2 separate regions of the Mus musculus genome follow, and region 2 is linked to region 1. A link is a loop called in an ENCODE intact Hi-C map of the cell type or tissue named here. Cell type or tissue: left cerebral cortex. All regions are shown on one strand. Each heading gives the region's core, and the rest is flanking DNA. Links, peaks and the distances in the headings are about the cores only. Region 1 overlaps Shank2 (SH3 and multiple ankyrin repeat domains 2). Region 2 overlaps Shank2 (SH3 and multiple ankyrin repeat domains 2).

The links. Hi-C counts contacts between places; a loop is a spot of excess contacts. Peaks named below come from ENCODE experiments on the same cell type or tissue, not always from the same donor. Only the 100,000 strongest peaks of a DNase experiment are listed, where the experiment ranks them.
Region 2: it touches region 1 in a loop (5-fold over the local background); 2 of 42 quality-filtered maps call a loop at or near these places.

Annotation. Positions count from the first base shown.
Region 1 is chr7:144,272,013-144,287,600 of GRCm38, forward strand. Shank2 (SH3 and multiple ankyrin repeat domains 2) reads left to right here. Exons shown (of 16, transcript NM_001113373.3): 6 at 13,043-13,125; 7 at 14,630-14,754. Among named protein-coding and RNA genes, the nearest start is that of Shank2, 100 kb to the left of the region's middle. In left cerebral cortex, for the core only: no CTCF peak of the experiment used is centred there; a DNase peak (open chromatin) is centred at 6,863.
Region 2 is chr7:144,221,980-144,237,567 of GRCm38, forward strand. All of the region lies in intron 4 of Shank2 (SH3 and multiple ankyrin repeat domains 2), which reads left to right. Among named protein-coding and RNA genes, the nearest start is that of Shank2, 54 kb to the left of the region's middle. In left cerebral cortex, for the core only: no CTCF peak of the experiment used is centred there; DNase peaks (open chromatin) are centred at 6,918 and 7,610.

The DNA of each region.
Region 1 (15,588 bases), core at 2,911-10,910:
GTTGGTTTGTGGTTCTGAGGGCATTTCCCCCTTTTCAAGTGCAGTGAGTGGCTAGGTTAATGCAGTAATGACAGCCCTAGAGGAGGGGTCACATGTGTGAAAAGAGAACAGCCAGCAGAGAGCCTTAGCCACCCTTCTCATCCATCAACCCACTCAATCGTCCTCTGTCCATCCACCCATCTATCCATTCATCCACCCATCCAAAAATTCATTTACTAGAAAAGAGAGGTGACTCAAAAGAGCACTTGCTGTTCTTGCAGAGGATCCAGGTTCAATCCCTGCCCCACTCTCATCAGGTGGCTCTCAGTGCCTAGACCTTATTTCCAGGGGATCTGACCCCTCTTATGGTCTCCAGAAGCACTTGCATATACATGGTACACATCCAGAGAAGCAGGCAAACACACAAACATACAAATACTAAGACTTTGTAATGCATGTACTAGGTACATAGCTCTATACCACATGACTGGGCACATATGGTCAGCTGAGTGGCCTTCAAAGATGTCCATTTCAAAATTCTGTCAACTTTTAAGTCAAAGGAGGACTTGGCAGATTTGGCTATTACATTTGACTTGTACATTAAGGCTATTGCAATAAAGGATCATCTTGGGGTACCCAGGAAATGTATAGATGCCATTTCATGTCTCCTCCTAAGAGGACAGAGCTAGAGGAGACCCTGTGACCACAGAGGCAGGAAGTAGGGAGATGCAGCTGTGGCCCTAGTAATATCTAGAGCCACAAGAAGCTGGGGAAGGGCAATGGACCCTCACCTAGAACTGACTCTCAGGCTTGAGTTTTGTCATCACAGACTTCTGCTGATTGGAGTTACCATTGTTTGTCACAGCAGCTGCAGGAGCCTCATACTGTCTGTGTGGTTTAACAGCCTTAACAAGGTACATGTCCCACAAACAATGACCTTCCTTAGACAGAGGCCACTCAGGAAGCTAGGCTCATTGTCACCTTGTAGGGCCACATGTCTGGTCTCCAAGTCATGACCATAAGTGACATCAGAAGTCAGGAGCGATGTGGAATTTTACTTGAGTGCGTAAATGTCTGAGAAGCAGGTAGCTAACCAGAGTTGGTGCCCAACAAGCCCTCAGATTGCTGGGTGATAGCAAGGACTAATACTGGCTATGCACTGGACACAGAGGAGGAAGCTGGCAACTGGCAGGACAGGCTGAGTCTTGGAGGTTTCTCAGGGCATGATATGTGCCCTGAGATGTGGCTGAGCAACCATTGGTTGGAGTTCTGCATGACAGGATGGAAGCAGCATACAACTAGCAGCAGTCAGACCCAGGCCCAGGCCCCACCTTGCTTTCCCTGTCCACATTATGGCTTAGGTCTCATATGTCTATCATTCTTTCCTGACATTAGCTTCCTGAAGATGTCATCACTCTGGTTGGCCTTGTCCTCAACCATCTATATGCAAGCCATTATATCAGCCTAGCTGGAATGCCCCAGAAACCTGGACCACTCTGAGAACTCGCAAAACTCCAGAGCAACTAAGCCAAGGAAAAGTGTGTGTCCTTAGCTCACTGCCTCTTGAACTAAGCCCATGCAAGAGCAGGCACTGTGGCCAGATGTTCCCTGGAGAGCTAAGCACAACATAGGACTTTGCTCTACCTCCTTGTTTCCAGCCAGTGTCCTCTAGGAAGCATTTGGCAGAGACTGCGACCTTGGTGGCAGGCCTGAAGAGGCCAGAACCAGTATTTGTCCCATAGGTCAATTGCAACTCTCCAATCTCTTGGCTTTTTCTTCATGGTTACAGAGTTGCAGCTAGCACTCTGGTTATATCTCCACAGTGCATCCTTTGCAGGGATGTTGAGGAAGGCCATGCTTCTCCAGCATACTGAGTCGTTGAATAATTCCCAGAGGCTCTGGTAGATTTCTACTCTACTCTCGTTGGCTAAAGCCATGTTCTATGGCACAGCTGTCCCTGGTGTGACTGGGAACTGCAGGGGAGACTGGGAAGCAAGAATGTAGGTTTTCTAGAGTCTGTTGTGGGAAATAAACCAGGGGGTGGAACAGAGACTGCTGGAATCTGGATGTGAGGGGAAATGAGATGAGGTTTGGCTTCATCACTAAGGGCACAGCAAAAGAGCCTCCTAGATATGATGACTATTTCAAATGGGCTTTGAGGGATGAATAGGAGTTGAGCAGCTAGAGTTAGCAATCAGGGAAAGTACTCTGGGCTGGGAATATAGCTTGATGGTAGAGGACTGGCTTTGCACCCCTGGGTGCATCTGTCATGCTTGATGTCTGCTATGTACTTGTTTCTATGTGGGAACCCCATCCTTCTTTTCATTGAACACCCCATGAAGTGGAACTGCTGCCTTCTTTGGAGATTTTCTGTTTGGCTTGGGGTGTAATCTACTGGCAGGCTGTCGGAGTATTGTAGGTGCTATCTGGCAGCTCAGCCACTTCCCAGAGCTGCTGGAGCCTCCTCTGCCTCCAAGGAGACTCCCATCCCTGTCATCCTGGGGTAGGAGCTGTGAGCAGTCAGGGCCCCCTAACTGGGCAGCATCATAGGTCACAGAACTGTCTCCTGCCCCCTGCCCCTGGGCAGCTGGTCTCCTTCTCTGGATTTGTTCTCTTGTGCAAAGTTCTCCACCTCTCCGTACATGCCTTTGTTTCCCTCATCTATACATGAGTCAGTACCTTAGAAAGCTGAGGCAGGAGGATTATAGTAAGTGCATGGCCAGCCTGAGCTATATAGTGAGTTCCAGGCCAGATTGGGCCACATGATAAGATCCTGTCTCAAATAAAACCAAAAGCGGAAGGCGTCTCAGGGAAACAGAAGGTTCAGTCAGTTACGCTGAGAGCACTCACAGCCCGTGTACACAGTCATTATGATAATTGACATATTAATTACCACTTGATAATTATTGCTCAGGGAGGCTGAGTCCAGGCAGACCTCAACTGTGAGCCAAGTTAGGGGGCGAGAGGGCGCGCTTCGCTTTGTGCAAAGGGTTCTCCGTCTCGGCCTCCAAACCTTTCTAGGGCAGGTCACGGGTGACCTGGTTTTTCCACAGCACTCTGTGGTATATTAAGCCAGGCACACCTGTACCGGGCAGTGTCACAGCTACTGAGGAAAATTAATTCTTTTCTTAGCTTCTGCTATAGGCAGTGATGAACCACATAGGCATGTTATTTGTGTCCATTCTAAGTCCTGTAAGGTTACTGAAGACATGTCCTGAGAGAACCCAGCCTGAGGCCCACTTCATATCTGTCAATAAAGTTTTATTGGAGCAGAGCAGAGCCCAAGCTTTCTCAGGTTGGCAGGGCTGCTAGTGTCACACCTAACAAGCAAGGCTCCCTCAGAGCCTGGACTGTTGATTCTAGGTCTTTATAGGAAAACTTGTCAGCTGCTGGCCTGGAATATGGAAATTTTAAAGCACTCCCTCTGCCTGGGTGTGGAGGTGGCTCTGGAGAGGTGGAGGTGAGGAGTTCAAAGCCAGCCTCCCCATACAGTAAATTTGAGGCCACCCTAGGCTATATTAGGCCCTGTGTTTAAAGAGAAAAAAATCCTAAATAGTCAGGAGTGTGTCTCAGTGGGTAAATGCTTGCCCGACGTGCAGGAAGCTCTAGGCCAATCCCCAGTGCCTCAAAATACATGTGTGAAGGTGCATGTCTATGATCTTATCACTATGGAAGTGAAGGTAGGAGGGTCAGGAGTTCAAGGCTTTCCTTGGCTACATAGTGAGTTTGAAGCCAATGTCAGTTGAATGGGACCCTGTTTGTAAAAAAAGAGAGAAAGAGGCCTCTAGGACTTGTAACTTCTTCTGTAAGCAGCACTGTGGTGACAGTTTCCTCTCTCTGAGCATCAACACCTGTTGGAGAGGCAAAATAGTCGCACGCTACAGGAATTCCATCCACAGTGTACCACAAATGCTTCCTGTTGCCCCATCAGATGGCACTGTGACTGTGGAGTTCTTTTCAAAGTTCAGTGTTGAGACATACCCATACTCAGTATAGCGTAGCTGTGCAGGCCTGTGGTCTACGCCAGGCAGCCTACGTGTGCCAGAGGCATCCCTGTCCCCACTCAGGCAAACACACACTACCATGTTCACACATCAGAGCACCCTTATGGAGGAGTACCTGGTGACCTTATCCTGTGGTGCTCCCAAGCAGCAGCAGGCAGGTATGGGGTCAGCTGTGACCTGGTCTTGTAGTTTGGGCCTCAGCCTGGGCTTCTGATGGTATCCAGGGCAGGAAAGCCCAGTGAAGCCTCCTCACCAGAATCTGAGGTCCCAACAGACATTCACACTTTTTTTTAATTGGCACTTGTTTTATTTATTTGTGAATAGGAGTCTCTGCTCCATGACATTCTTGAGGTCAGAGGACAACTTGCAGGAGTCCATTCTCTCCTTTCACATGTGTGTTTTAGGGATCATACTCAAATTGTCAGGCTCAGTGGCAGGTGCCTTTACCTGTTGAACCATCTCACTAATTTTAATAGTTTAAAGCTAGGATGTCTTCCCCATCCCACAGACGACCAGAGTGGGCTAGCCACATTAAAAGAGCCAATGCCTGTTTCTCAGCCTGTTGGGCTAGCTTTGAGACAAACAGATGGGCCAGGCCTAGCCTGTCATTCTAATTAGCAGTTAGAAGGAAAGGCACAAACAGCCCCTGCCTATGCCTGTAGCAAAATGCCAGGCAGCTGGATTGCCCTGTGATATTCTAGAGAATATTCCACACCGAATGGAGGCTGGGATTCCAGAGCAGCCCAAGCACACAAGTCACCAGGCCACAGAATCAGGAGCCAAGGGGAACAGGATTTTCAGTGGAACCCAGGTTGAACTCCTGTAGGAGTGGCCTAGGAAGGAGATACTCCTGATTCTAAAAATAAGTCTCATGTCCCAGCAGAACAAAGCCAGAGGGTTACCCATGCCTCATGGGCTACACAAGGATGTCACCCAGGAACTGGGAACCAGTAACTGCTGAGATCCTAGAGGCCAGTGGATGGCCATGTGTGTGTGTGTGTGTGTGTGGGAGTATTCTCCCCATAACTAGCTACCCAGCCCTGCCAGAGCTGGTACCCACCAAACACACAAGTCACTGAGGGACCTACACAGTGACAACAACATGGCTCCTGAAGACCATGGCAGCTTTGTGCAGAGAACATGGGCTGTGCAAAGACACTATAGTTCATGAAGGGTATCTATGCCCAGAAGAGGAGACAGCAGTCAGGCTGGAGCATGGGGAGTTGGGAGAGGCATTACAAAGGGTCTTAGCTATAGTGAGGAGTATAGATTTTATTCCCAAAATGATGAGACTCTGCAGAAGGAATATTTTAAATGGGAGAAACAGTCTGACTTAAGGGATTTTTAAAATATATGTTTATGTGTATATGCATGCATACATATACAATATATATGTACAATGAAGAGAAAAGTAAGGGGAGACCCAGCATCCGGTCTTGGAGGATTCTGAGTCCTGAGAACATGTCAGTTTTTTCTCTGTCTTGGTCTCCAGAACCATGTTAGTTCCAGAGTCAGGGTGGAAGGCCTTCATGACAGTTCCTAGAGAATGGTGCCCAAATGTTTTCTGTTTTCCTTGGTACTTAGACCCTTTTCTTCTGTTGTTTTCTTGAATCAGCTTCTCCCAGAGCGCTATGAGCCGCCATGCTGGGCTAAGCAATTCCCCTTCTAGCCAAGGAGGGAGGCCTCAGGCAGGATGCTTAGGCTTCTGCAAGCTCCAGGAGAGAGGCTGCTGCCCCTCCCTCATGGGCCCCTGACCTTCATCTGCCTGCTCCGTGGGAACATCTTGTGTCTAACAGAGAGCTATGTCCTGTTGCTTGCTGCAGGCAGATCACCCAAGCCTGTCTTGCTAATGCCCACACGAGGGTGGGGTACACATGGCAGTATCTACATTTGGGCATTGCATTCCCAGAATGCAACAGGCTCTGAAGCACAGGGCTTTCTCCTAAGCTCATAGGTTTCCAGCCCTGCTATGTGCCTGGTCCCTCTCAAATGATCTTTTCCTCACCAGCCTGAGTATGTCAAGGTTTTGGCCAAGACCAACATGGCAAGCAAGCAAGATGACTCTCTTAAGGACCCTGTGTGAGTTCAGGATACAGGGACCCAGACCCTACTCTGTGCATGGTTTTCCTCATTTTAGTTGGGAACAGTGATCATAGCTTGTCACCTAGGCAAGGTACTTCTGGGGCCATTGTCTTGAGTATGCTTTGGCAGGTAGCACCGGATGGTGCTCAGGCAATACTCGTGGGTGACTTATTGCAAGGTAATGAGGTGATTTAATTCGAATCAAGTTCTCTGCTCATGATTGTTTCCATCGGGAAGAAGTTGTATTGCTTATCACGTTAGCAACGAGGAGGGGAAATGGCCGTAATAAACGCAGGCAAGGCTTTTGCATAATTGCCCATCTGAGAAATCACTTCTGTATCTAAGGAGGGGGTGTGCAGTTTCCACAGATAAGGGTGACACAGTGACACCTCCATTCATCCCAAGAAAGAGTGGCTTCCAGGAGCCAGGAGGAGTGCAGTCCATGACTGTGTCTATCCCTTCCCGCAGGTGACACAATTCTGTCTCCCAGTAACATCCTTGCTTGACTATCGCTGAAAGGTGGCACCCAGCGTGAGACTTATTAGCCCAGAAGCAAGAGAGCCTTATGAATGCTCCAATCAGGAAGCAGGATGTTAGAAGATGTTATCATGCGTGGTTAAAGCCAAGAGGACCCCCACTTTGGTGGCAAGTGACAAATAATGAGGGACCCCTCCTGTCTACCAGCAGGTTTCCAAGCCTTCCCGTGAACCAGGCTATTCTGCCTTTGCCCACCCATAGATAGGTCCTCTCTGCCAACCTACAGCCAGCTTACCCTCCATGAGCTGGGCTGACTGCCCACACCAGCAGCAAGAGGGCCTGGCTGGCATCTCTGCCGGCTGAGCTGGAACACCTGTTAAGACTTGGCCTGTGCCCCAGCACCTCTCTACCCACCCCCTCCATGGAGGAGCTGACAGCATCCTGCATGGCCCCATCCTTTCTGATTGGCAGAGTCCAGAAATGTCTAGGGCATCCACTGTCGCTGCTGCTCCCTGGAGACACGTCTTTCTAATAGTGCTCTAGCTCCTGTGTGGACAGGCCACCAAGATACAGTCACAAGAACAGTGGGGTTGCCGATTTCAGCCTTCTGCTCCCAGCACTGGAAATGCTTTGCAGAGATAATCTTGGGTTTCCGCCGCCTCTGGACAGGGAGCAGGTACCACCTCCCCACCACCAGTGGATTTTCCCAGTGTGCCCATGGCCCTTACTCAGCATACCTTTTGGCCCATTGGAGTTGTCTAAAAATTTTCCCTTGAACCCATTCATTTGAGTCACTGTGGCCACTGCCTGGCTGCGCCCTCACACACTTAGCAATGAATAGCACTGGAGGATTCTCCCGAGGTGAGAAAAATCCAACTTACAAGTGATTTTTCACACCTGAAGGAATGATGTTTACAGATACCAGATTTAACAAGAAATGGAGTTGACCCCAGGTGAGATTCCAGAGACACTTAATCAAATGGCAGGCTGGCTTCTGTGTTGCTGCTTAAGCCCTGAGGACTTGAGAGGCGCTGAATTTATTATTTCCCAGCTTGCAAATAGGCTTGAGAGTTAAAGCCAAAACCTGGGGGGGTCCCCCCTTGTCTTCAAGACTGTGGATAACACCCTGTCACCTCTTGATGGTGGCCAACACACCTGCCTGGTCTCAGCTGATCAAAGTCCATCCTCAGTAGGGTCTATGACATCCCTTTCTGTAGGCCTAGCTATACAGGGGTTCCCTGTTGTCTGGGTCTGTGCAACAGCCAGCTATTATATGGAATCAGCCTGGCTTTAGTATCTACCTTGTAGAATGTAGTGACTTCTTGTAGAATGAACCCCAATCCAGAGAGCCATAGATTATGTGTCCTCAGTCACACCCACAGGCCACTCCCACCACCCAAGACATCAGTCATAGCCTCCAGGGAGCAAGACTAGGCTACTTGTGCTGACACCAAGGAGAGTTGTGCAAGGAAGAGGAGCTGACTTTCATGGTAGGACTATGTAGGAATTCCAGCCACTTGTGTGTCAACCCTGCTGGGTCCCAGACTGAATAAAGAGAAAGTGAACCGAGCACCAGCGTTCACCTCTCTCTGCCTTCTGGCTATGAGTGCGATGTGAGTGACCTTGTGTTCCTGCCACCGTGCTTTCCCCAGCATGATGGACTGTGCCCTTAAGCTGTGAGCCAAGGGAACCCTTCCTCCCTTAAGTTGCTTCTGTCAGGTGTTTTGTCACAGCAACAGGAAAAGTGCTACACCGGGTGTGATGGCTCACATATGTAATTCCAGCAACTTAGGAGCCTGAAAGCAGAAGCTGGGAGGGGGGGATCACCAAGAGTTCAAGGCCAGCCTAGGCTACACAGTGAAACCTTATCTTCAAAAAGTAAAACATAAGCAAATGCCACTGTGGCTTGGCACCAGAAGGCAAGTCACAGGGGTAAGGTCCTAGGACCCACTCTGTGGCAGACTTCAAGTCCCCACAATACTCCACATGTACTTGATCAGTTAACGCAAGATAGATTGGGGGATGGGAACAAACATGGCTGCCTTCTGCATGTAGTTCCCAGAAGTCAACGTGCTTCCTGTAGAAACAGCTCTTCCATCTTCCATGGCAATCACAGATACGAAGTATGGGACTTGTACTTCTCTGACTTGTACTGTGCATGACGTACACAGCTGTACTTAGCATATCTGTATCCCTCTCCTCCACACACACACACATCTGCTGCAGGTAGATATTGTCATAGGAGGGTCCATTTGAGGTATGCTGGGAACTCTTCTTCCCTGTGCAGGAAACACATCTGAGGAACATGTGCTGGCTTGTATTTGTGTACAGTCAATGAACACTGGGAGGTTTTTTTTAGAACAGGGAATATTGGGGGTTTTGCTTCCAGGATACCCACACTGAATGCTTTATGTGCACGGTCAGTTATGGGTAAGGCAACAGGTCTCCAGAAGAAGCCTGAATGGGCTCGCCCAGCAGCAGTGTGCGGACTATGGGAGCTTCAGATGTGTCCCAGTGAAATGTAAACAATGGCCTTCGGGTCGAATCAGGGTATATCTGCTGGGAAGCCAGGCAGAGGCTACCAGGGACTTAGGCAGCGTTAGGTCTACTTATGGTGAAGTGCCAGGGCAGCCAGTAAGGCTGAACTGGTCTCACCCAGGGTCAGGTCAACAAGAGGAAAAGGCTACTGAGAGAGAGTCCAAGAGAGACCTCCCCTCTGCAGTCATCTGCAGCATCTCCAACCCACCTCCCCTCTGCCATGTATTGCACCCCTGCCTCAGGTTCTGCCAGCCCCTGGGCATTCAGGGTGATCTGTAACAACAACTCACTGTCTCTCAGGAGATCAAGCCCCTTGAGGAGAAGGGGGCATTTGCTTCTGGGTAAAGCACAAGAGTGTGCACAGAAGCTTGAGGGCCGTGTTTCTGGCACTGGGTCTGCCCACAGTGATATGTCTTATCAGTGGAAACTCAGTTTCCACGCCTAAGTCTTTACCCACTCACTTCAGACTGGTGAATGTCTGAATTTGGGGTTTAGGCCCAAGGCTTGTTGGTGGTTAAGGGTGGCGGGCACATGGTGGGGCTTGGCCCCTGAAAAACATCATAGAGAAGAACTAGAAAACATCTTCTAGGAATGGGAGGGGTTTGGGGAGAGGAGGCCTGTCTACACACACAGGGCTGTCACAGCAGAAAGCTGTTAGGAAGGTCTTGGAAGATCAGAATCTGGGAGAAGCCTCGGGCACGGGGCTGTGGAAGAGGTGAGTAATACAGTCATTGCCTCTAATAGTAGCTCTTTAACTGAAAATAATTCCTGTGTGTTAGAGTTGACTGCCCACTAGGGGTTGTCCTGAGAGTATAGGGTCCTTCTGTTCCCCCCTTCCATGCCTCACCCCATGATCATGCCTGCAGTTGTGATTCTCAGTGTATAGGGCAAGATCTGAGGCTTAAGAGGTTAGGGTGACCTTGGGCTCAGCATCACACTTCACTTTGAACCCCTGCTCAGTGACACCCCTGTCCCTTACAAGCAGTCAGAAGGAGGCAGCCAGTGTCCAGTTAGCATAGCTGGCCTGAGGAGGTTCCTGTGACTGGTTTGAGGAAGTGTCTGGTTCATCAGTCAGGTTCTGCTGACTGATGGAATACATTCCAGAAGGCCTCTGTGGCTTCTTCCCTGAGCTGAGGCCAAAGTGGGAGCTGTTGCTCACCTGTGTCCAGAGGATCATGCAGACATTAGACTCTCATGTTGGGGCACCATCCCTCAGCCACTAAAGCACACAGAGAGAATGGGGTGCTGGGCTGGGCTGGGCTGGGCTGGGCTGGGCTGGGCTGGGCTGGACTGAGCACCAAGGTCTCAGAGAAACCCTTGTGGCTAAGAAGGGACATAAAGAAGCCACAGGATTTCTACTGTTTAACCACTGAGGGAGCACTGGGGCTGAGACAGGTAGCTTCCTATGTGAAAGTTGGAGGAGAAAGGAAAAGGGTGTCCAATAAGGGACCTGAGTCTATATTCCAGATACCTAGGGTGGGCACGAAAGTTCAAAGATTGAAGGGTCTGGCATAAACTTGCTTCACCCAGTGTCTTGTAAAGTGCCCGAATCCACAGCAACAAGTCCCTCCCTACCCTAGCTCTCCTTCGAACCATTAATGTGATGGAGGTCCTGGCTGCTAGCCAGAGCCTCTCCAGTTACTGACCACACTTGAAAGGGGTTCCCTGGAGCCTTGTCACTAAACCACACTATCATGGGTATAATGGCATCCAACCACAGCAGCCCCAAGTGACTGTGAGCTGTCCTTACAGCCTGTCAATATGGGACGCAGCGGACCAAAGGGTCTGTCACTTCCTACAGGCCAGCCCAATGACTCACCCATAGGCTCTCATCACCCCTGTGGGATCTGCTGGCACAGGGGGCTTTGAGAACTGAGTAGAAAGGGTCTCACATAGCAGGATCCAGGAGGCTGGCAGGATATGTCAGTAGACAGAGCAAGGTTTTAGGTGAGCTTCTCAGCCACCTTCTCAGACTTCTGTGACTAGTCATCCTACCTAGACCACTGTGTTTGCAGATTATGTCACTGCCCAGCCTCTGTTACCTCCCCCCATAGCAAATTCCCAGAACACAGATTCTCCCTGGGACATTATTAGGATAACCCGGTGATGGGTAACTGTTGAGTGACTTCTGTGAACTCGACACTATCAGTCTTGCTTGCCCATTGGGAACCTTGAAAAGCCACCACTCTGTCCTCACCTGTTTCCAGGTGTGTCTAACCAGCAGACCACTGGCCACATGCACCCCAAGGCAGCTTTGAATAGGGCCAACCCAAAATTTTATACTTACTCAAACATTGTAAGATTGTTTTGCCATATTTTTTTTTTCTTGTAACTTCATTGTGTGAACTTTGTAATTGAGAATGTCAACATAATGTCACAGTGACAAAAGGTTGGCCAGGCCTGCTAGACTGGTTAGAAGGGGCTTTCCTGCTCCTACAGCTCCAGGGTGCCCTGTTCTAGTTGACTGCTATCTGCAGGCCAGACCCTACCTAAGTCCCATGCCTCCTGTAGACCCAAAGCCCTAGAGAACTGACTGGCACCACTCTGGGACTCAGAGCCGTCACTGTTCTTCACTCCCAACCCATGTTCTATCCACAGCCCTCTTCTTCAGTGTCTGGGGCTCAGCTACTCCTGTTGTGATTTCTGCCCACCATGTCCTGTGTCCTCCTACTGGGACTCTACAGAAGAAAGCCCTCTCCCTCCTTCTCCAGCCCTCAACCCCCAGACTTCCTGCCTTCTGACTTACTTCCGGGGGGCGGGGGCAATGGCTGAATCTGGGATACAGACAGCACTGTCTCCTGCCCCAGAGCAGCCACCAAAAAACGGCCGACAAGGGCCAGAGTTGGTGGCTCTCAATTTATTAGGCAGCATCTTTTCATCCTGTGTCCCCTGTGCGCACCTCTAGGTGGACAGTCAGAGTTCTGTTAATGTTGGTGACAGGCAGCTTTGGCCGGAACAGCAAAGTTGGGGCTTTTTAGTCTGTTTCCTTTAAAAATGGAAATGCTATACAAAGAGGTGAGCCCGGTGGTTCTTGGTCTTCCTTGCAGTGGGGATGCTGCTGCCCTCGCTGTCCTCAGCAAGGCATCTTCCTCAGGAGGGAGCCGCTGCCCTCCTTGGCTCTGGTAGGACTGAAATGGCCTGAGCCCCTCACTCCCTCACCCCTCAGCGTTGGCCTCCATGGCGGGGAGAGACACAGAGCTGGCGGCTCCCCCTCCCGCCGGCCACCAGCCCAGCCTGCGGCTCCTCTGCTCTGCGCGGGATGACGCCCAGGCAGCCGCGCCGGTCGCACTGTGGGCTCATCAGATGACTGTGGGGGCTCCTGCTGCACACTACATTCCCTAGGACGGGGGAGAGGGAGGGAGGGGGCGCTGGCTGCAAAGCACAGGTCTCTGCATCCCCAGTGCCTGCTGCTGGCTCGTGCACAGAACAAACGGAGAGAACCCGATCTCCTCTTTAAGCCCCTTCAAGAAATAGCAAAGCAGCTGTCTTGGTTATTCCTCCGGCTGATTTCTTCTGCTTCCCTGGAAGATGCGTCTGGCCGAGACAGGCCTGGGGACCTCCTTCACCACGCTGCTGCCTCTGCCGCCGCCGCCACCACCCGGGCCACTTACTTTCTTTGCTCTGGGCGGCGGTGTCCTGGCCGGCCCCCGGGTCCCTTGAGCTGGGCCCCCTGCTCCCCCAGCGGCCTGGGCAGCCCCTCCAGCATCCATGACTCCTTCCCCTGGCTGGCTCCCGCGCCCGCCGCCCCCCTCCACATCCCACTGTGCCCCGCTCGCCCATCCTGCTACCCCCCCACCCCCAGCTCCTCCTGCACCGAGCTGCTGCCCAGGCTCCTCCATGCTGCCTGGATCTGAGCTGGGTGATTAATTGGCTGTGATGATGAGCGTCCCCGGCGGTGGAGCAGCCACCGTGATGATGACCGGTTACAATAATGGTCGCTATCCCCGGAATTCTCTCTACAGTGACTGCATTATTGAGGACAAGACGGTGGTCCTGCAAAAGAAGGACAACGAGGGCTTTGGATTTGTGCTCCGAGGGGCAAAAGGTGAGTGTTCTGGGATCCCTTTCCACAGTGTGTGTGTGTGTGTGTATGTGTGTGTGTTGTACACAGGCTTGTATGAAGAACCTTCCCCAGCTTGGAAATAAGCATGAAACAAGCATTTTCCTGGGGGCACTTGGTTGCTAGACAACGATGCTCTTTAACATTCTGCCTTCCTCAGAAAACATCTAGGCTTCCTGCAGGCATGTTTTTAATTTTCCATCTACAGTACTGCTCCAAATGAGCTGCTCTCCCTCCCTCCCCCCCCCACCTCTTTCTCCCAATCCTGGGGAGACCCTGCAGCTTGGGCTTCAGTTTAGTCACAGAGTGCTGACTCTCAAAGCTCCTGGTGTCTGATACTCAGAATGGCCCAGCCCAAGTTTGAGGCACCCGGAAGCTGGCCTGTGCTGGGGATGGGTTTCAGCTCTAAGGGTGGCAGGTGTCTGCCAACTCACCTCTAAGGTGACTTTGCAAAGGCAAGGAGAAAAGAAGGTCCCCTCTACTGTCAACTAAGCTGGCAGCACCCCACACCCTGTGGCCTGGGAGTGGGAGGCTCTGGGATACATCTCAAAGCAGTGCCCCACGCTGGCCCCTAGTCTGGGGCTTCCCTTCCAAACTACAGCAAAATGGCATCAGCTTGCTCTAGAAGAGGCGTCTGCCTGAGGCAGGTGGAGGTCAGCCATGTGGCAGTTACCTGTGCAGGAGGCATCCTTCCCTGGCTAGCTTGCCCACCTGCCACGGGCTCTGACCGCCCACAGCAATCCATCCAAAAAGAGAAGAGCAGAGTCTTCTCCACCCCCAGGGTACAGGTCCATGCCTGTGTGATGCGCCTTCCCCTCCCCCAATCTGGGCATCACACCTTCCCACCCACCCACCCACCCACCCCCAGCCTCTCAGGAGGACCAAGAGAGTCCTTCAGCAGCCTCATGGGCCCCAGAAGCCCAGCCTTGCTCCGCTGAGAGGCATGGTGGTCATGTGATGGTCATAGAAAGCCAGGTTCCCCCCTGGAGAGAGTTCAGAGCAGATTCCAAATCAGCAGCCACCCACTGGGTCAACATTGTTCTCTGTCCCTGTTCCAAGTTGAATCCCCTGGGTTGCAAGTCTGTATAGCTGTGAAACTGGCAGGCGGTTTCGGTATGGTCTTTCCCTAGCTCTGTGTGGCTGGGGAAGGAACTTTTCCATTTTTAGAACTGAAAATGTTTAGTCATTGATACTTTTAAAGAAAATGACAGACATATAGACATGTTCCGCAGACCACTTTATTCCATGGTTTCGGCAGAGCGGCCAGGAGGCGTGAGGGGACACTGGCATGCACCTGGCTTCATAGCTTACATTAGTACCAATGTGCATGTGAGTAAGGAGCCCCTCTCTGGGACAAGCCAGCCAGGACCACTGCCTCCCAATAGGGAATGCTGTGACCCTCTTCCTCCCAGAGTCCCGTGGGCAGGTGGGATGACCAACTTGGAAAACATCCCCCAGACTCAAACACAGTATTTCTTTGTCTTCCTAGCCGATACCCCCATTGAGGAATTCACACCCACGCCAGCATTTCCAGCCCTGCAGTACCTGGAGTCCGTGGATGAAGGTGGGGTGGCATGGCAAGCCGGACTAAGGACCGGGGACTTCTTGATTGAGGTAGGGCACAGGTGTTTGTATCACACTACTTGGGGAGAGCGCCGACTCTCATGTGAGAGAGGATTGTGGTTTTGAGCACAGCATCCGGATGGTGGATGACTTAGGCCACATGGCTTGTATTCTCTCGAGCATACCCTACCCACCGAGGATACTTTTCCTCTGTCCCTGATGTTCAAGTGTTTTCGTAGCTCTTTGGGAAGAGAAAGCATACATGGAACTTGGCCAGTGGTCTTCAAGAGGAAGATGGAGACATTGTCATGATGCTGGAGCCACATGCAGATCTGTGGGTGGCTCAGCTCTGACTCTAATAATAGGAGGGGAGTCCTTGCCCACTCCTGTTGTGTCCTAAGGACAAGTCACCAAGCCTTTGTGTGGTGTTGGCTAGCATGACGTGTGTTGTGGGTGGCTATGAGTTGTTTGGTCTATGTTCATTGCATGGTTGTTGGTCTTTAAGGACCACAGAGCATGGGGCGGGGGTGGGGCTTGGGAGGGGCTAGAGTAGGCCCAGAGAGGAGACTGCAGTGTGCAGAAGCTTTCAAAGCTAATTTTCATTCAAACCCAAAAGCAGGATAATGTTTGGTCATTTGAGGAGTCTTCTTGTGTGCAAGTGTTGGTGTCTGTGAACGTCACCTGCGGGTTGTATGTTGGTGCCAGTGAGGAAGTTGTTGCATCCTGGTGCTTCAGGGCATTCTGCCTCTTTGCGGGTTTAGGTGTTACTTTGGATCTCACTATATGAGACAGCTTGCTACTCTTTGGAAGCAGTGTGACTGAACGAATATGCACTAGGTTGGAAAGATGGCCTCTTTTATGATCTGATAGACCCAAACGGGCCTG
Region 2 (15,588 bases), core at 2,937-10,936, 50 kb before region 1:
TGCTTGTTACCAGCTGTTCTAATTCAAGAAAGCCCTGGAAAGGATTTGGCACATGTCCTTGTGGCTTAGCCTGAGCCTATGGCCACAACTCCCAGGCTTTGAAGATGTCTTCCATGGAACCTAGTGTTCTCTGAGTTGACATGATTGTTGTTGTATTTCTTGGAGTTATTCACAGGGAATCAGCTGTGTGGGCAGCTAGTTAGGAGGATAAGCCAACCTGAAAGCATCCTGCAGCCATCTCTTCTCTTACTGTGACCTACTGCCCAGGAGCATGGAGAGGGGACTGGCTGCACTCTGTTGACCCTCAGCGAAAGTCAGGTACCAGACAAAGCAAAGAAAAGGATCACTTCACACCAAGGAGCCTCCTGCAGCCAGGAAACTATAGACAGAGGAAAATTGCAGCTGGACGGTGCTGAACCATCTCACATGTCACCGTGTGTCACTGGTCTGGTATCTGAAGTGGAATTTTATAAATTCAAACTGGTTTTCGTCATTGTGAATTCAGAGCTCTAAGTCAGGGGCTGTTACAGACTCTTCAGGAGAGCAAAGCAGGGGGTTCCAAGGTCAAAGCCCCCTCTACTGCTGACCTTGGGCTGTGTGTGACCTTGAGCTCATCCCCTAGCCTTCCTCTGCTCAGCTGTAAAACAGATGAAGGACATGGATCTGTGGACATTAGAATTCTGTAAAAGGCTCTTGGGAAGGTGATTTAAAATAGCATGCAAATGTGTTACTTGCTAGGGTTTCATGATATGGCTATAGAATAGTTGAGCTTCTGCATGGAGAAAGCCAGACTCAGGGCAGGTCCAGCTGTGGTCAGCTGTGGGTAGGGACCCTGCTCTAGAGCCTGGAAGATGCAACCAGGAGCCCATGTAGTGAAGGAGGTGAGTGCTCAGCTCAGAGTAGGGAGAACAGGAGGATGAAAGGTGGCAAGGTTAAGGCTGGGTCTCTGATGCTGTGGAAGAGAAAGGATTGGCCAGAGAAGGAGGCACCCTTGGGAGTACAGGGCAAGGGATACAGGAGGGTGGACTGTGGAGAGGCCCCCCAACTGGTGTAGGCATCTTTCCTGGACAGTGTGGTAGCCAGAAGTGTGGGCTCATGGATAGGGTGAGCCCTGAGTTTTCAAGTGCCTTCTGTCACTGATCTGTTCTCTAATCCTTGGATGACACAGTAGTCTCCAGGGACTGGTGAAGCAAATGACTGTGGATAAGGGGAAGGGCCCCGATGGCATAGATTTTGACCCCATATCCTGAGGGCCAGAGCTGTGAAAAGCCCACACCCCCTTGAGTGGTTCTTTCTGCCTCTTAGCTCCTGGAAGGTCCAAGTGGCTGCATTCCCCTGCCTCCAGCTTTGATGCTCATCTGACATTACTTTCTGTGTATGAGCCCCTCTTGCCCTCCTAGGAGGACACTTGCTATTGTCGTTAGTCAACCTGCTTAATCCTAAGTGACCTCACATCATGATACTTCACTTCCTCATGCCTGTTGAGAGACCTTTTCTCACACGTGATCCCGTGGGAAGCGTCTGAGGATGAAGATGGTACTACACATGAATATACTAACGGAGGCAAGAACCATGAAGGCATCCCTCAGCAGACCCTCATGTAACCCCATGAGGGCCCTGCAAAATGGAAGCACCATGTCAGAGCCCCAGGCTTCCAGAGCAGAGCACAGGAGGGAGGGTTCACAGGAGTCAGACTGCGTCCTGTGTTTCTACATGGGGACTCGGGGCGCCGCACTCTTGCATGTGTATGATGGGTTCCCACTGTGTTTATGGACAAGCCCTGCCCAGTTTGCCTCCTTGTCTACACATGGGTTTGGGGGACAGCAAGAGAGCCTTGAGACCTCAGACTGAAGATTCTGTTCATTCATGACAGGGTAACCCTGGGTTTAGTTTGCTCTTGACCCTTCTTCCTCTGTGGTCCTGCTGAAGCAACACAGGCATAAGGAAAGGGTGGGTGTGGGATGAGGGTCTAGGCTATAGTTGAGCAGCTTTCAATAGGCAGAGGACCGTGCAGGCATGTGGACTGGGGCTTGGCAAGGTTCCCTGGGTTCAGAGAGAGCAACTGGGGCTATTGCTACAGCTCAGTCCAGATAAAAGGAAGATGCTGTAGAGATGCATTCCTGAGCTAGCATGGCGTGGTGACAGGGAGTAGGGTAACTAGGCAGGGTGGGCCAGGATCTGTGATGATACCTGAAGGACAAGGGATGACACACTGCACCCTTGTGCCCATGTAATGGATACTTTCCTTGTCACTATGAACAAATACTTGACCTGCCAAGGAGTGACTCAAGGAAGGGAGAGTTATTCCAGCTCATGTTTGAAAGTATATAGACCACTGAGACAGGGAAGGCATGGTGGCCGTGCACAGCTCCGTGACAGTGGGAGCATGAGGCTGCTTGTTCACACCTCAGTGTTCACATCTCAGATCAGGAAGCAGAGGGGAGAATGCTCAGCTTTTTTTACTTTCTGCTTTTCATCTTCAGACTTTAAGACTAGATGGTGAAAAGCACAGGGAGGGAGGGAGGGGAAGAGGGAGGGGAGGACAGAGCCTGGAGTTTGACTGCCTCAGTTCTGAAGAGTGCATTGGAGCTCTCCAGGGGAAGGGAACGAGTTGTGTGCTACACAGAGTACTGCAGACTATCTGGTTTCCTGGCTACCAAAAGGATGTGGTACAGGGGCAGGCAGCAGCCTCCAGTGGAAGGCTGTAAGAACCTGTAGCTGCCCGGTGGACAGATGGCCACTGCTAGCACAATTTCCTATTGAGGTAGTTGCCATGCTCACACACTACAGACAAGAAAGTAGAGACTCAGCAAGGTGCAGCAGGGCAAGGAGGAACCCAGGACAATGTGCACTAACACAGTCCTCCTGAACTTTTGCGGTACCTACCCTCAAAGTCCACACACATCCTGAAGCCAAGGGAGGAATCCTCAAGATGGAGCCTCTTTGCTTTCTGCTCCTTGTTCTATCTTTGTCAGTGTGTCTCCTCAGGACAACCAAGTGGCTCTTATGATGGCCACTTACTGAGAATTCACAGGCAGTAGGGCCTAACACACACAAACACACACACACACACACACACACACACACACACACACACACACACGGTTCTCTTAGTCTCTGACCTCCCAAGAGTGCTGAGGTCACAATGATGGGTGAGACAGAGAAAACATTAGAAATCTGGCAAGGGACAAGCCAACAAACAACATTGCAGGGGGATTTAGAAAGCATCTGGACAAATGGTAACAGTGGGGAGGCATCTCCTGGAAAGGGAGGGGCTTAATGTTAAACAGATGGATGTACAATGAAGAGTTGGTGGGTAGATGTGTGGATACGTGGAAAGAGATGAATAGATGGATTAGATAAATAATTAAATGGATAGATGAATGAGATAGATGGAGGGATGAAAGAGAGGATGGATGTGTAACTAGGAACAGAGGGATAGATGGGTGTGTGGATGGATGGGATGGATAGATAGATAAATGGAACAAGTGGATAGATGGATGAGTGTGTGGAATGAATGGGATAGGTGAATGGATGGATGGATGGATGGATGGATGAGAGAAATGGCCTAGATGGATACATAGATGGACACATGGACTGAGAAGATGGGTGGGTGAATGGGATGGGACAGATGAAGTAGGTAACAGAACTTGAATGAGCCTAATGGTGGAGAGAGGCTTACAGTGCACTATGGAGGAATATCTAGGATGGATGGATGGATGGATGGATGGATGGATGGATGGATGGATTAAAGAATAAATAAATGAATGGATGTGGTTCCATTTTTTTATTTTTTATTTTTTTGTTTCTTCCCTTGGAGTGGAGTGGAGGTGCTGCTGCACACCCACCATGTGGGGAAGGATGAAGTAGAGCCAACTTCTGTGGTCTACTTCTTCCCTTGGGGTGTGGATACGTGCCTGGAGGGAAAGGATGAAGTAAAGTCCATAACAGGTAGTGGGTGGTGGGGGAACTCTTCTCCAACGATTTCAGTGTTACAGCTCTTTTAGGTGACATTCAATAAACAGCTCTCTCAGACGGTATTCACATACACTTTATTCAGGGTGAATCAAGGGATATATATATATATATATATATATATATATATATATATGAACCTTGGAAAGGGGCTCTTTTTAGGGTGAAGTTTTACTGGCTGAGGTTTAAGGTTTTGGGGATATCTCATTTGCATGGAGAAGCATTCTAGGAACTTAGACCTGTAATTTCACCAAGGATTACATGACATTTTTCAAGTTGAAGACTGGGAGTTAGACTCCCCAGACCAGGCAGAGAAGAGGAAGCCCTGCTAAGAAAAAGGAGTCCTTGATTTTGTGCCAACTTAGAAAAGCTGTCCAGACATGGTAGACTACAACCTTAGTAGCAAGGTGCAACAAATGGATGGATAGATAGATGAAGGAATGGACTAGAGAATAAATGAATGGATAGATGTGTGAGTGGGTAGATGGGTGGATGAGCGAGGAAGTGGGTGATGAGTAGATGGATAGATGTGTAGACAGATGAATGGATGCATGCATAAATGGATAGGTAGATGGATGAATGAATTGATGAAAGGATGGGTGCATGGATGGTGTATAGACATATGAGTGGATATGTGGCTGGCTGGCTGGATGAATGAATGGGTGGATGTATTCATGCATGGCTGGGTGGGTGGACTGGATGTGTGAATGGATAGATGCATGAGTAGGTGAGTGAATGGATGGATAAGTCTATAGAATATGAATAGATGGGTGGATGGATGGATAGTATATGGTTACAAGATGGATGTGTGGATGAATGAGTGGATTGATGAAAGATGGGCAGAGTGATGGCAAAGTGGGTAAGTGGGTTTGTGGATGGGTGGATTGGATGGATGGATGGGTAGATGGATGGATGGAGGGTGGGTGGGTAGATGCAGTGACAAGTAGATGGATGCATAGTAGATGGCTAGATAGATGGATGGGCATCTGGGTAGATGTTTGGATGGATGGATGGATGGATGGATGGATGGATGGATGGATGGATGGTAAATGGGCAGATGGGTGGATGGATGGAGGAGTGCATAGATAGATGGGTAGATGTTTTGCATGGGTACATAGATCTATGATCCATGGATGGGTGGATAGATGTATGAGTGGATAGATAATGGTAACTTTCATTCCTTCCCTTTCATGTCCCTCAAAATGGTCTCAGTTGCCATCTGTCTCCGTGATCCACAGGAGTGGATGAACTTGACTACATCTAAAGCTCCTTAAGGGGCAGCTTTCCCGGGTGCCATAGCATTCCCCATCTTTCTCTGGAGACCAGGCTGGCTTTAGATGCCAGAGCTCAATCTGGAAGGGTCCAGCCCAAGGCCCTGTTCCTTGGCACTCTGCCGCTGGGTATGCTGGCTGCAGTTTGCCCCCACCACCCTGCCGTAGGAGGATGCAGCTCCCAATTAAACTGTTTCAGTGACAAAGACCCAGGGTAATCGTGTGATTAAAAATAAACCAGGGCTGATGCTGCTCACTGGAGCCTAACAACTGAGGGTGGGGGCGAGGAGGAGGAGAGGGATGCTTCCATCCCTGCTCCTCTGACGCCATTGCCATAGGGGATGGGGCGGTCGCACTTTTGTTTACAGCAGAATGAAGGAGACATAGAAAGGAGCACTAGGTGGCAGGGACTTGAGGCAAAGTGGGAAATCCTTTCATGAAGTTAAAGTCCACTGTGGCACTGCAGAATGAGGGAGAATGAGCTGGGGTTCAGTGAGCAGCTACTGCATGAGTCCCTGGGACCTTTCTTTGGGTCATCATGGGAACCTGGTGCAAGGTATTTAGTGTTATTTACAGGAGTGTGGGCTGTGATTCAGAGGTGCCTGTGCTGTACCCTTCACTCAGCATGTATTGAGTACCAACAGTATGCCAGGCACCGTTCTAGATGCAGAAAACAGGGAGAGTCAGACACAAGTCCTGCCACCATGTGATTTCCCAGAATCTCCACCAGCAGAGGGTTGAGCTGCCACTCTATCCCTCTTACTGTTTCCCACCTAGTGCAGGTTTGCTACCTGAGCCCAGGGTCCCTTCCCTGAATGAGAGCTGCTCTGAAGTGACAAAGCATGGCTGTGCTTGGGACATTTGGCAAATCCTTGTTTTTCTGGTGTCCTTCACACACTGAGGTTGTGTCTGTCACCAACTTCCTCTAGCCTGGAAATGCTCAGCTCCCTGATGCTCAGGACTGGGTGGCTGAGTCCTACTGCACCACCCTTGTGGTCTGCCAGGTCACACAGTACCTTTATGTTAGTCTGAGGGACTTCAGTGACCTTTGGCATGCTCCTCTCAGGCCTTTAGCACTCTTGTCCTCACTGTAGAATCTTAGGGGCCCTTTAGGGTGATGAGCAAGGAACAGACTTCCAGCCCCCAACATCTGCATGACCCCGGACATGGCCGGAAGCCTTGAAACAGCATCGTGCACTTTTGTTATCACCCAGCTTCTCCCTCTGTCGAGGGTGTGGCTGGAGTCTTGCCTCCTGGAGGGACAGGTGCACCACCCCTGCAGAAGACTGGAGTCCAGAAGCAGCCATTCCCTGCAGCTCCATGGCTATGCTGAAACTGTAGGAGTTTCTGGTTTTGACTGACCCATGAATTAGAGCAGACACTAACTCTGAAGCTTCTGTGTGGAACTGCATGCTGCCCTTCCTGGAGGAGGCACCACGGTAGCACTCTGCCCTCCTTGCCCAGGGTCCTCACACAGCCAGTCATTTATGTATCAATTTGGCCCTGCTATATCCCTTCCTATGGCCCAGATGGGGCTTTGAACCTCTCTTGTGACCATAGGATGCGTCTTTGCCTTCTGTCTGGCAGTGCTGTCACCCAGAGGCTCATGCAGTGACTGTGCATCCTGTCACTGATCCAGAGCACTGAGAGCCTAGTCATCTCATGGGCTTCCCGCCTCCACAGCCACCATGTGCATTGCTGCTCACACTCGTGACCATGATCTGGATCAGATATGTGTACACATGAACCCGTGGAGATCAGCGTTCAACCTTGGGTTCCATCTTCAGGAATGTCATCCACCAAGGTGTCTCCCAGGCCTGGGGCTCACCTGTTAGGCTTGGCTGACTTGTAAGCCTCGGATTCTCTTGTCTCTGCTCCAGCACAACCCTGGACAATAAGCACATGCCACCACACCTGGCATTTTAATGTGGGTTCTGAGTATCAAACTTGGGTTCTTATGCTTAGAGGTCAAGCACATTACTGACTGAGCCATCTCCCCAGCCTCTAGCTGAGCACAGATGTGCCATGGCCTGCAGCCATCTCCAGGGCAACACAGACTGCCCAACCCCCTACCTCATTCTCTGTGATGCTCAAAATACACCCGCCACCAGTGCACAGCCACATCTCCATTCTTATTGAGTTCTTCCTTCCCCTTGGGCCTAGGGAGGGCCTCTGCACATCTCCAGGGCCCCAACTATAGGCCATCATTCCCCTAAGTCCTGGGTAGAGCATCCTCTGTGGGCAGGAGGGAGGTGACAGCCAGAGGAGGACCATGCCTGTGTCATTCCCAGTCCACCCACCTCAGCAAGGACATAGTAGAAGGCCTGCTCTGTGCCATGTGGGTGAAGCCCATCTGTGTCTCACCCCATGCTGGGCTGGGCAAGTAGCTCCAGACTGCCCCTCCTGTTCCCTGGGCAGGTGCTCCCCTCCACCCACATACTCTGGCTTCTCTTGTAACGTAAGGATTTGGGGTTTCTGACAACTGCTTGGAAGTATCAGATTCCAAGGCTGCCCCTTCTCATGTGGCAGACACAGCAGCAAAGACTCCACCCCTTGATCTCAGTGTCCTACCCTCCCATCCCCCCATTCCCATGTTCCATCCACCTGACCTCCACCCCTACCCCAACCAGCTAATCCAACTTTTACTAGCATATCTCCCTCTTCTTTCTGCCTGCTCCTGAACTGAGCCCTACCATGAGGTCCCCAGCCTGTGATGCAGCCTACTGTGCTGGGTCCAGCAAAGGCACTGAGTTACCTCCAGGGCTGGAGGTTTGGGGGAGCCACCCTCTCCCAAGGACTCACTCCACTTCAAGGTTTCTCTGAACACGTGCATGCACACACACACACACACACACACACACACACACACACACACAGACAGACACACTTACCTTTGTGGCAGCTGAGTCCTACACCTACCCAGTTCTTTCTCCTTACCTCTCTCCCACATGCTCCATGCCCTTCTGTTCCAACACTCTTAGATGGGCTCAGCCCCACTTCACCTGTCCAGCTTCTACTGTCTCCTAGGCTAGAGCTGCCCAGACCAGACCTCATCCTTACAGGGCAGAGAGCATGGCTGCTTCAGCCTTTGTAGCCGTATGCACTCACAGCTGCTTCCTCTGAGCAGAGGACACACCAGGGAATGGGGCTTTCTATACCAATAAAACTGTATTGATGATGGTAGAAAGGGACGAAACACCTCACACTAATTATTAGTATGTATTGCCACTGTTGTGACAATTCCATCTTTGGGCCTTTCTTCTCCACATGCTAAACTCCTACTCATCCTACAAGACCCCACTATGTTAGCCTGCATCTCAGGCTTCCAGCAAAGCTCCTATGCTCCCTGTTCCCAGAACTGGAGAGCCTCACATCTCCCATCACAGATGAACCCACTCAGTTGTGATGAACTTCTCTGTGTATCTGTCTACCCCCTCTTGCCCTCCTCCTAGCTTAGTCATCTCTCTTTTGGTGGTGTCTGACATGCAGACAGCTCTGGAGTCACTCATTCAGCAAAAACTGCCAGACAGTGTACCTAGAAACACAATAGGGAGCCAGATGACACCTAGGGGCACAGGTCAATGCTGGGAGCATGAAGCTGCTTCTGGGGAGGGGAGGGCCTATACATGGCACAGGCAAAGACCCAAAGGGAGTGAAAGGATCCAGGTGGATACGGGGATTAAGTATCCAGGCAGTAAGAACAGTGAGTCCAAAGGCTGGCAAGGGGACAGACAGCCTTATGGGGACAAGGGCTACATGAGACCCATTCGTGTTATGTCTGTGGGGACAGAGGTCACCATGTCAGGGAACATCACTGAAAAGGCACATGCATAGGGACAAAAAGGCATGACAGCAGAGGCCTTGGCGAGGGGGGGGGAGTGTTTGCTGAACGGATTCATACTGTCCCATTGTGTGTATAGCGCTTTGGGGGCCCATTCTACCCCAATCCAGGGATCCTTTGCGTTATCAAATGAAAGCTAGCATGAACCTATTCCTCCCAGGAGCCTCTGTGGACATCAGCTGTTCAGGTCTATCTTGGGTGGGCACCTGTTGGGACAAGGAGACCAAAATGTGGAGAACACTGATCAGCTGGGGCCTGTGGCCACACAGGAGCAGCAGGCTCAGAGCCGCTTTGCTGTTCTGAGATATAGTTCTAATAGCAGCAGGATTAGCCTGCTGACATGCACAGGGGAGTGGCACCCTGCACACCCAGTCACTGTCTTCACTACTGCTTAGTTTCACAACCTCTTGGCATTATCAGAAGGAGATCCATGCCATCTGTCCATCCTCTGCCCAGCCGTCTGGTTGTCACTCATCTGCTTCCTGTCTCCAAGGCTGTGTGTGTCTTGCAGGGGTCACAGTGAGTCCATCACTGTGCAGCCTTTATGCCTGGCTCCTTTTTCCAAATGATACATTTAAGGCTCACCTTTTGTTGCCTGTGACCCAATGGGTGTAATTAGGGATTCTCATCCCACCCAGAGAGTGCAGGGCTTCTTACCAACCTCCTCTACCCAGAGCCCCTTGTCCCTTGTCTCTGGAGACAGGTGCTCCTTCAGGAGCAACACATGTAGCCAGTGTGTGTAGTGAGAAGGACCAAGGACTGGTGTTTTGCAAATGCAGAGCAGGACCCCATCCTAGTGCTTCTGTCCTGAGAGGCCATGCCATGGCTGGATGGGCAGTGTGTTGTTCTTCTGGGGTCGTCACCACTCACTTTCCTGGTTAGGCATGAGTTCTGTCCGGAGTATTGCTGGGCTCTTGTCTGGGGTGGTTGGGGTCCTGCCATTGGCTGAAGATGCTTCTCAGTTTCCTGCTGATTGGCAGTGGCATTTACTATCCTGTGATCTGTAACAGATCAGAGCATGATTTGTCCCACTCAACCCAAATGAAGCTCCTGTAAGGGTCCTGCTTCTGATGGAGAGACAGGACCCTATCCTGTTTTCCATAAACAGATTCGAGAACTGGGCATTGGCTGGGCTCCGCTAAAGCCTGTTGTTTCCCAAAGCTCTGCTCTGTCTCCATGGAGATCATAAAACAGGGTAAGGGAGATGCAGGCCTGAACACCTGCCTGCCCCTGCCCTGCCCTGCCCTGCCCTGGCATAGGCTGCTTGGTTCATTATCCTTCATTTAAAGCATTTGTAGCATGGGGGCAGTAAACAGGAGAAAGACTTCTGCTGAGCCATGAATATGCATGGGAAATTCCAGCCTGCAACAGTCACAAAGCCCCTCTACTTCCTTGGCCTTAATGCACAGTGGTGTTCTTCAGTGCATGCATAATGCGTGCACATGGGACCTAGAATAGCACTCAGCCCCCAGACTCCAGGAAGGCGGAGTTTGTGTTACTACCTACCTAGCACAGGACCTTGGGAGGCCACCTGTCCTCAGTGGCAGCCTGGGCCGCTAACATATTTGCACATGGTCACTGGCCTTGCCTGTTCCCAACATGGGAGGCAGAGCAGGGAGAGGTGGCTTCTCACCTACAAAGGCACAGTGGTGGCTAAGGGTGGGAACTCCTGAAGAGTGTGTTACTTCTCTGGCTGTTGGGCACAAACAACTTAAGTGATTTTAACTCACAGTTCCAGGTACTGTCACCTGTGAGTGATGTCACACACCACAGGCAAGTATGGCCACTCAAGAATTGTCACTGAACCAAGGACTGTCCTGTGAGGAGAAGGGTCATCCTTGCTGTTCTGGGTGTTTGTGAGGAAGGACAGTTTCTGAGGCTCAAGGACCACTGTTCTCTCCAGCACCCTCCTTACTCCCTACATTTGGTGTGTCCTCCCTTGTGCACTGGTGAACCACAAGGACTGAGGGGGAGAAATAGGTCCAACCCTGCTGTTGTCATGACCACTTGCCACATCTCCAGCCACCACCACCCTAGAACCCCAAATTCCACATTGATGGACTCAGCCAATCAAGAGTGAAGAATATTCTTTTAACTGGGCTCAGTAGTACACACCTGTAGTCCTAGCACTCGGGAGACTGAGGCAGTAGGATTGTGCCAATACTATGCCATCTGTTTATTTCGGAGTCCTGGGTCCCTGCAGATATGGGGACAACTGTGTGTTAATTATCTTGCTTTAATGTCTTCTTCAGACAGTGGCCTCTGGTGGTGTGAGGCAGGTGTGGACAATGCTCACTGTCATAGTTGTTCCAAAATGAACTTAATGGCACTCTGGGCTTTGCAGTTTCTGTGTGACACAGGCTGATTCCCCCCCCCCCCCCCCGAGCTATCTCTCTGGCAAGCCCGGAATCTGTGTGGATTCCAACCCTGATCTCCCAGGTGAGTCGGTGAATCTGGCTGCCACACTCAGCATTTAGGAGTCCCCAAGTATTTCCAGCTGACTCATGGAAGCGTGACACACAGCCACTGCTGATAGGTTAAGGTTGCTGGCTCTGGGTGTCAGTGGCATTTATGAATATCATAGGGCAACATTTACTCATGCAGCTTCCGGAAACACAGCGAAGGAAATCACCCCAGCGAGTACTCGCTGCCTGACTTATCTTTGCCTGTTACAGTTGCCTAATCACATAACTATGTATGAGGAAACACATCCACACTAAGTCTCAGAGCGAGCTCTGCTGAACTAGGAGAGATGTGGTATCACTGTATTCCAGAAGAGGCTCATGTAACCTGGGTTAACCTTGAACGTGCTAGGTAACCAAAGCTGGTCTTGAACTCTTGAACTCTGGCCTCTGCTTTTACAGTGCTGGGATGACAGGCATGAGCCATCACACTTGGCTCTTAGCTTCGTCTTTGTATGAAGGATGGTGCATAGCCTTATAGCTGTTTCTATACTTCTGCATTGAAGTGTGTGTGTGTATGTGTGTGTGGTATATAGGTGTGTATGTTTGTGTGTTTTAAGGTGTGTGTAGGTGTATGTATGTGTGTGTAGGTGTGTAGGGGTATGGATGTATATGTAGGTGTGTAAGCGTGTGTATAGGTGTGTAGTTGTATGGGTATGTGTGTAGGTGTGTAGGTGTTGTATATGTGTATGTGTGTATGTAGGTGTATAGGTGTATGGATGTGTGTAGGTATGTGTGTGTATGTAGTTTGTAAGTGTGTATGTGATGTGTAGGTGTGTATGTGTGTGTAGGTGTGTGTAGGGTTGTATGTGTGTGGTATATAGGCATGTGTGTGTACATGTGTGTCTAGGGTTGTGTGTGTGTAGGTGTATGCACATGCACATAGAAGCCAAGTTCATACTCAAATGTTCCTCTGGTGCTGTCCGTGTTTCTGTTTCTTTCTTGAGACAGTGTCTCTCATTTGGCCTGGAACATTCCAAGTAGTATGGATTGTTTGCCCAGCCAGCACCAGGGAGCCCCCTGTTTCCACAGACCCAGCATGAGCCACCGTGCCTGGCTCTTTTTTATCTAGGGATCAAACTCCTATCCGTGTGCAAGCGCAGGGGCTTTATTGACTGAGCCTCCTATCAGTCCAGCAGTGACGTCTTGATATGCACTTGCCTTCTGGATTCTGAAACTTGGGAAATTCTCTCTTATCTCATCATCTCTCACATCCCCCTCTGCCTCATGATGTGGACACAAGCTTGCCACTTACCTCCTGGGTCCTCGTCTTTGCTGTTTAACTGGTTCCAGACCTGAGGGAAGCATCCATTCCTAATGCAGGCAGTGGCAGCACTGACTGCTTAGTCAGGGTGAGTTCTGCTGGGCACAAAGTGGCCTGGCTTTTATTGTCCACCAGGCCAAGAGGCCCCTGTATGCTGGATACCAGCCAGGGGTCATCCCCTGCTGGGTAGCCAGAGAAGCCACAGCGTACACACTGCCATCTAGCTGTTGGAACCCTACACCACACACCTTCACACTGTGCGTGCACTCCACAAGAGACAGAATGTGAACTGAGCTAGCAGGATACAAGGAAGGAAGAACCGGGTGAGCTAGGGCGCATCTTCACCATGGAAAGAGACCCAGGTGACTAGGGGTGCAGATGAGGAACAGGGGGACCCAGATGAGCTGAAGCCTTGGCTGGGTTGGCAAATATGTAAGGACAGTCCCCCTTCCCCCAGTGCTGGGAGAGGAAAACAATAAGTCTAAGACATTTCTCCAGAGAAGTTCTAAATCACACCCTCTCATCCATTCCTGACTGGGCATGTGTGTGTGTGTGTGTGTGTGTGTGTACAGGTTCATGTGGGGGTGCATATCATTGCATTTGTAAGAATCTGTGTGTATGCACATTGCCCGAGTGTGTGTACATGGGTGTGTCTACAAATACATTCATGTGAGTGTGTGTATCTTGGCATTTGCAAGAGTATGCATCTATTTATGCACTTTGTTTGAGAGAGGGGGAGGGAGGGAAATGGAGAGGGAGAGGAGAGAGAGGGAGAAGAAGAGGGAGAGGGAGAAGGAGGGAGAGGGAGAAGGAGAAGGAGCATCCATCCACACACTTCTTGGCACATGCTGTCCTATCTGTGTCTGAGCGATTAGAGACACCAACTGCTCATACCTTTGCCAGCCACCCTCCTCAGGAGCTCTCTGAGTCCGCCTATATTGTAGGCGTGATGGATGGGTGGAGTTCAGCTGTTCTGTTCCCAGCATATGTGTGCCTTGCCCAGCTCAGCAAGCTCATTGTGCCTTTCACACACCCTAGCTGGTTGTCCTCCCAAACTCTGGGGAGTAGCCTTTTCCTCGTCCCTACTTTGTTGCTGATGGAGGAGTCCTGGGGGCCAACAACTCCAATAATTACCCTCAGGTCCCATAAACAACCAACCCCAGAGCAGGAGTTCAAATATATGTGGCCATGAACATCGAGCTCTTTGCTGTTCCTAGAAGTGTCTATCTGAGTGTGAAGGAAAAACAGACAGAATAAAGACAGTCAGTCAGATAGACACTCCTGGGACATGTCCACCTTTGTGATAAATAGCCTGAGCCAGTTAGTTTTTGTCAACTTGCCACAACCTATCACTTGAGGAATTGTCTAGATCAGGCTGGTCTCTGGGCATCTCTGAGAGATTGTCTTGACTAATTAACCTAGCCCACTATGGGTAGCTCCATTCCTTAGGAAGGTGTCCTGAACTATGTACAAATGAAAAAGTCAAGCTGCATACCTATCTCTCTGCTTTGACTGTGGATGTGATTGCTTGCTTGAGTTCTCACCTTGACCCCCCCCCCTCCCTTGGTGATGGCCTGTGACCTGGAAGTATAAACTGAGCAAATACTTTTCTCCCCTAATTTGCTTTTGGTCAGGGTGTTTGGCCACAGCAACATAAAGGAAACATAAAGGAATACAGTCCTGTACTAGCAATGACAGTAGCACTTTGCCCAGTACCCTATAGTTTATGCAGCCTGTTGGGACAGGTGGGTGTTTTTAGGTGTTATCAAGGCTGTAGCAGAGTCCTTGTGTGCTGTGGTTCCTGCCATGTGGACCTGGCACTGATACCCTTGGTCCACTGGCCCTGCAGCAGTGTTCATACTTACCGACCCATTACTGGTAGATGGGGAAACTGAGTCCTTAGAGAGAGTGGCTGAGACACAATTGTCCAGGAACACCAGCCAGGGACCAGGCAGCAGCCTGTCATCTTTGATACTCCTCAATCACTACTCCTGAACTCCTGACCAGCCTCACTCCTCAGACATAAAGATAATCGAGGAAGGTAGAGACTATCATGTCCACCCCTGAGCCCCTCACCTCTTTGATGAGGAAGGGCGTATCCAAGGACACGAGCTTTAAGATGTATGCTCCAAAGACTTCGAGGATCACATGTGCCCGCTGTGTGGGGCGGGCCTGGAGAGGGAAGGCAGAGCTTCCGTGGAAACCCTGGCTATTTTTACTCCTGTCTCTCCTGCTTCTGCCTCCCACTGGATTCTCGGTGAGCTGCGGCGGCAGCAGCCCCCTGGGTCCCTCGCGTGCCAGGCACAGGCTATTTTTATGACCCTCTAATTTGCCCATAGATCATGTCAGACCACCAGGGGCAAGGTGGGGAAGAAAGGGGTACAGAGAAGCAAAACGTCTGTGGGAGGGGGCCTGCACCCACTATTAAAGTGCAGGGGATAAGATTAAGGTATAGCTGGAGATAAACCAGGCCTCCCAAGTAGGAGGGAACCCACTGCCTTTTACAGCCACAGCAACCAGCATGGCCTCACTGTGCCCAGCATCCCCCGGAATAGACCAGGAGACCAGGGTTCTAGTCCTGAGTCCAGCCTTAACTGGCTGGGTGACTTTGGGACATTCACCTAACTCCTTTGGGCTCGGTTTTCTCTGTCTTTGCCATTTATAGAGCATCTAGGTCTGCATGCTAGATAAGCAAGAAGTAAATTCTGACACCAACTCTACAAAGTCCCCACAGGCCATCTGAGTCTGGCAAGGGTAGGGAGCAGCTCTAAGACC